Regions from separate parts of the Homo sapiens genome. Here region 2 is linked to region 1. The links are chromatin contacts, found by Hi-C or POLR2A ChIA-PET in ENCODE. All regions are on one chromosome and are shown on one strand. The core of a region is the stretch at or near the end of the contact, and the rest is flanking DNA. Distances in the headings are between cores, read along the strand shown. Region 1 holds the start of RBL1 (RB transcriptional corepressor like 1). Region 2 holds the start of SNHG17 (small nucleolar RNA host gene 17).

Region 1 (2,700 bases), core at 173-2,672:
CCAGTGGTGCTACATGAAATACACTCCATCACAATTCTGTCTACACTGGGCTTATGCTCGTCTGGGTTTCTTTCTCTGTTTTTAGATAGAGTCTTGCTGTCACCCAGGCTGGAGTGCAGTGGTGTGATCTCCACTCACTGCGGCCTATGCCTCCTGGGTTTAAGCAATTCTCCTGCCTCAGCCTCCCGAGTAGCTAGATTACAGGCAGGCGCCACCACACCCAGCTAGTTTTTGTATTTTTTTAGTAGAGATGGGGTTTCGCCGTGTTGCCCAGGTTAGTCTCGAACTCCTGGCCTCAAGTGATCCGCCCGCCTTGGCCTCCCAAAGTGCTGGGATTATAGGCGTGAGCCGCCACGCCCAGCCTGGGTTTCTATATTAGAATAATCCTAGGCAAGACAACCTTCTGAGCCTTGCCATTATCACCTGGAAAGCAGTCTAATACTCATTGCCATGCCATGTTCACAGGGCTGTTGCGAGGATAAAATGCAAGAATGATGGGGAAAAAAATCAAGTAATTATAACTGACATTTGTTTTATTCAGAGCCAGACACTGATGCAAAGCATCAGGACGATGCTCTGACGGAGGAGGAAACGTAGGGCTGAGATCAGCTTCGTGTGCACATTGGCTTTGATCAAACTGCTGCACAGCGACCGGCAGCTCCACCCTGGTGAAGCAGAGGGTGGAGGTTAAACGGCTCAGACCCTGGGTCTGGCTCCATCTCTAACCGTGTGACCTTGGGCCTGTAGCTTAACCCGTCTAGGGCTCCGCTTCCTCTTGCGTGAAATGGGGATCACAGAAGGGGTTCAGACGGAACTGAGGGTCCATTTAAAGCTCTGGGCAGTGATGTCTTGGCATGCAGTTCATTTTCACTTTACCATTATATTTGTTCTTACTGATTTAAGGGCAGCACCATGACTTTTGTGGCGCTTGGCGGGGTAGAGGGAAGTGTGGTCAGGAAGCCTGGGGTCTGAGCGGCGCGGGACCTAGGCCGCTCCTTTCCTGAGCTTCAGTTTCCCGCCTCAAAATGATGGGTGGATTGGCTGAGCTACACCCACCTTTCCCGCCCCTCGGCGCTTGGCTGCGCAGCGACCCTCCTAGGTGGGGAAACTCCCACCACCCCATAGGCCGAGGAAGGGGCGGGGCAGGGGTGGGGCCTGGCGAGGGTAGGGTCCGGCCGCCCCACCTGCTGCCGCTCACCTCTAGGCTGTAGTTGCCTCGGATGGCAGTAAAGTCGTCCAGGGCTTCGGCCGCGCTCCCCTCGTCCAGGTTCAGCTCCTGGCACAGGGCCTGTAGCGCCTCCCCGGCTGCGGCGACCACCGCCGCCCCCTCAGCGTGGGGCTTGTCCTCGAACATCCCTTCAGGCCCCGCGGGCTGCGCGCCACGGCCCCCGACTTCTTTCTCCCTCCCAGGCGCGCTACCCACAACCACCTGCGCCAAAGCGCGCGAAAATCTGCAGCTGCGGGACGTGTTGTCATCCACCGTCTGCCTCCGCTTTTCTCCTCAAAAAAAGTCCGTTTTTCCTCCGGAGCTCCTAGCAGTCCCTCCCCGGAAATGTGATAAGAAGATGTACCTCAGATTCTGAAAGACCTGTCCTTGGCCCTTGGCTGGTCGCGGGGGGCCCAGCCGGCGGGACAGAAAAAGAGCGGAGGGATCCTCAGCCCGCGCGCAGAGCCTGCTGGGAGGTGTAGTCCATCTCTTGGGAGATGAAGCCCGCGGCCTCCCCCTGTCTTCCTGGTTAGGCTCTTGGGTTTTGGGGCAGGGCTGGGCTGCCTACTGCGAGGTGGCCTCGTGCAGCGTAGTGAGATGCCTCCTCTATCCACGGGCCCTGGGTTTGTCACTGTCCCTGGGCGCCAAACATAATCTGAGCTGTACCCCTTGAGTTAGGAGATGGAGGCTGGAAGAGAAAAAAGTAGCCCCTGGACGAAGAGGGGCCTCTTGGGACTCTCCCCAAAGTCCTAGTGCCCAGTGAGTGGTTCGCTAAATGACAGAGGGGAAGGATTGGTGACGGATATTAGAAGACGAATCCTCATCTCATGCTAGTCGCTAAAAGAGGCAGGCAGAGAAGACTGCAGTAAATGAGGCAGGAGAATAGGGTCTGGAGGCAGGGAACCTATGGCTGTTTCACGTGACTTCTTAGAACTAAATTGAAAGGAAAACCCCAACTTTCCACGCCTAAGTAACAAAAGAACCAGAGGCTGTTCCCTTGGACCTTTTCTGCATGGCAGATGGGAAATTGGCTGTCTGCAACAAATCACACTGAGCGCCTTCCAGTCTTTGTTTGCAACTTTGTAACTTCACTCCAGCCTCTGAACGGTTGCTGTCCACAACCAATCAGACTGATGGCGGGAGAGTCTTCCTTTGCATAGAAGTATAATTTTGTTAACTTCACCCTGGCCTCTGATTGGTTGCTTTCTGCAACCACTCAGACTGATTGTGGGCTACCACTTCAGTTACATCAAGAGAGCATAAAGTGGCCAATGGGAAACTTCTAGAGGGTATTTGGACCCCAGAAGATTCTGTGTCTGGGCCCTTGAGCTGCTGCGTGGGTTCGCTTCCCCACTATGGAGTGTACTTTTGTTTTCAATAAATCCCTGTCTTCGTTCTTTTGTTGTTCCATTATTTGCTTTGCCTGTAATCCCAGTACTTTGGGAGGCCGAGGCAGGTGGATCACTTGAGTCCAGGAGTTTGAGACCAGTCAG
Region 2 (2,700 bases), core at 180-2,679, 1.3 Mb after region 1:
GCGGACCCTCCAAACACGGGGAAGCACTTTCCGCGATTTCTCTCCCTGCACTATCAATGACCAGGGCACAGGCAGCCCACGATCACTTTCGAATACAGGTGCAAAAAAGGGCAGGTGAGCCCACGTCAGCGTGTTAGCTGCCAGATCTCCAGAGGGAGGCTCACCCCCCAGGGAAGAGAAGGGTACCCAGGACCCTGAGAGCCATCATCACTTCACAGGCAGATTCCATCTGTCCCCACCCAGAGTCCACAGGAAAACAGACTTCTGGTAAAAATGCCTCGGCTGTACATTCAGCCCACCAGTTCTGAGTATCTACACGTGGACAGGCACCGTGGGTTCAAAATCAAGAAAAACAGCCAAGGCCTCTGCCCTCAGAGAGCCTTTGCAGTTTCCCTACTTTACAGAAAGTCAACCTCAGGGGAATGAAGGAACTTAGCTAGCATGTGACCCCAAGCGCAGCCCGTCTCCTAAGTCACGCTTTGCTCTGCACCCGCTTTGCCAGACAGTTCTCAGAACTCAGAACTGGCTGAGCTCATTGACTGTCCCCTCTACTGCGTCCCACAGAAGGGTCCTTCCCCAAGGTGCGCAGAAGCAGCGGCACTTACCCAGGGGCATTCTCACCCCGCGGACAGTGGAAGCCCCTCAGGGGGTGCAGATCAGAGTGCTGCAGGAGAGAGAGGGCGCTGGCTGGTGCGAAGCCGTCCGAGGTGCAGCACAGCCCACAAGGCCTAGGCAAGGAAAAAGCACGGGGAGGGGGCTTTAGTACAAGGCCCGGGGACAGAAGTCCAGACTCTGCCCCACTGGAGTGCTGGCAGCGTCTTCCATTTAAACCACAGCTAACTGGTCTGTAAAATGAAGGTTCTAACACCTACTTTTAAAAGTTATTGAGGGGAAAACGAGTTAACGGTCTCAAGGACGTGGCACAATGACTGGCACTTTGTAGGCAACAGTCAAGTGGCTTTGGAGGCTTCCAATGCCAGGAGTCGGGGGCGGGCAGCTAAAGTCGCCGAGCCCTGTTTCCCGCCATCCAGGGGCACTAAGCCTCCCCGCAGAGTAGCTGCGCGGACAGGGGGTCTGACGACCGCACGTGGCCCGCTCAGCACTGCCGCGGCCAAGGGCGCGACTCACCTGCCAGTGTCTTTCCCGAGGACACGCGAATCCTGGGGGGCTCACTCCGGCAAAGAGGACGAGACACTGCACCAAGGACAGGGCCTGACCTCTCTGGCCGCCTTCCCCGGGGCCTCAGTTTCCCCCGATGGTGAGAGTGGAGCCGACCATGCGCCCTGCTGTGGACTCACCCGGCGCCCTGGCGTCGAGTGGCGGCGGAGACCTGACAGACAGCGTGGGAAAAATCAAGATGTCTGCAGATTTCGAGAGATGGGGTGCGGTGGCGTGCGATGGCGAAGGACGGCGAGGGACGGCGAAGGACTGAGGCCACACGACAAGGAAGCTACGCTCGTTTCGCGCCGGCGGAAATACAGACGAGAGCGCGAGCTGCGGCCTAGAGCGGTAGGAACCGACGCGAGCAGTCCTGCAGCGTCCCCTGGCGGAGCGGAGGCTCAACGCCAGACTCTGGAGGACTTGGGATAATTTTCGAAAACTATCTGGAAGTTTAGAAGTAAACTTCTCCCACTTGCTTTGCTTTTCTGTTTGTTCTGAAGATGTTCCTTGGTCACTGATTCATTATTAATCTGTAGGAATGGCCAATTTTCCATGATAGGAGCTGTTACTACGATGAGGGGACTGTGCTTAGTTTGGACTTCTTTCTGCAAGGGTCCAAAGGCATCTGTCTTTGATTCACCACTGTACTCAGTACCTAGTTCAGTGACTAGCACAGTTGAATGAATGAATTCTACCCCCGCCCCATTCCTTTTTTTCTGAACAATGTCAGACCGAGATGACTGAGTCATGGCCTGAGACTGGAATGTGAGCGTGAGAAGATGAGCCAAGAGAGATGCACAGCGGGTAACTGCTTTGCTAAACTCCAGCCTCAAAGTACACGGGATGGAGGGTGGAAAGAGTCTCTGAAGCAGAAGAGACCTGACCAGACTGGCATCTGAGGAACCTGATCAGATTTGCACAGTGACAGAGACTGTAGACAGATGTCCCATGTTCCCTGCAACATACTGGAGACAATCTTGGGAGGGGACTCATGGCCCACAAATCCTCATAAGCATTGGCACTGCCTGCACCCTGGGCAGGATGTGCCTCTTCGGCCTGAGACAGCCCTGCTACTGACTCTGCCCATGTTCTGGAGTGCAAGCAGCCCACCCTTGGGCCTGATGAGGAGCCCACGCCCCACCCTCCGCCCCGCTCCAGTCAGATTCTTGGTACTCAATAGGTCAGAAGGACAAGAAAATCCAGTCCTGATCTATGCAACCATGAGGGAAATGGGGGTCCCTGAGGTGAGATCTGCTCCATATTTTGTACCTGGGAGAGGCCCATGGGATTCCCAGACTGTGAGAACACTGGGAGTCTCTGTGATGGGGAGGGGCTGTGGGATGCTGCTATGGTTTGGCTGTGACCCCACCTAAATCTCATCTGGAACTGTACTTCCCATAATTCCCACCTGTCGTGGGAGGTAATGGAATCATGGGGGTGGTTACCCCCATGCTGCGGTTCTTCTGATAGTGAGTGAGTTCTCATGAGACCTGATGGTTTTATAAGGGGCTTTACCCACTTTTGCTCTATACTTCTCCT

The links. A loop is a pair of places that touch in the nucleus more often than their neighbours do. ChIA-PET counts read pairs that join two places held with the same protein, here RNA polymerase II (POLR2A). Pooled maps may share reads with other maps.
Region 2: a map of naive thymus-derived CD4-positive, alpha-beta T cell shows a loop between it and region 1 (15-fold over the local background). The contact joins the promoter of SNHG17 here to the promoter of RBL1 in region 1. A Hi-C loop is called at or near these places in 1 of 168 maps with a recorded cell type or tissue (naive thymus-derived CD4-positive, alpha-beta T cell) and 5 of 50 pooled maps. POLR2A ChIA-PET finds 5 or more read pairs at or near these places in 1 of 52 experiments (WTC11).

What each region holds. Positions count from the first base shown.
Region 1 is chr20:37,094,575-37,097,274 of GRCh38, forward strand. RBL1 (RB transcriptional corepressor like 1) reads right to left here and starts at 1,423. Exons shown (of 22, transcript NM_002895.5): 1 at 1,199-1,423. The coding sequence starts at 1,354. RefSeq lists enhancers at 782-881, 1,115-1,791, 1,442-1,711, 1,832-1,881 and a silencer at 1,152-1,211.
Region 2 is chr20:38,433,899-38,436,598 of GRCh38, forward strand. SNHG17 (small nucleolar RNA host gene 17) reads right to left here and starts at 1,430. Exons shown (of 8, transcript NR_185934.1): 1 at 1,129-1,430; 2 at 606-728. LOC124904958 reads left to right here. Exons shown (of 3, transcript XM_047440636.1): 2 at 565-707; 3 at 944-2,700. The coding sequence ends at 1,590. SNORA71D (small nucleolar RNA, H/ACA box 71D) reads right to left here and starts at 101; the gene lies at 1-101. RefSeq lists enhancers at 1,183-1,472, 1,493-1,552.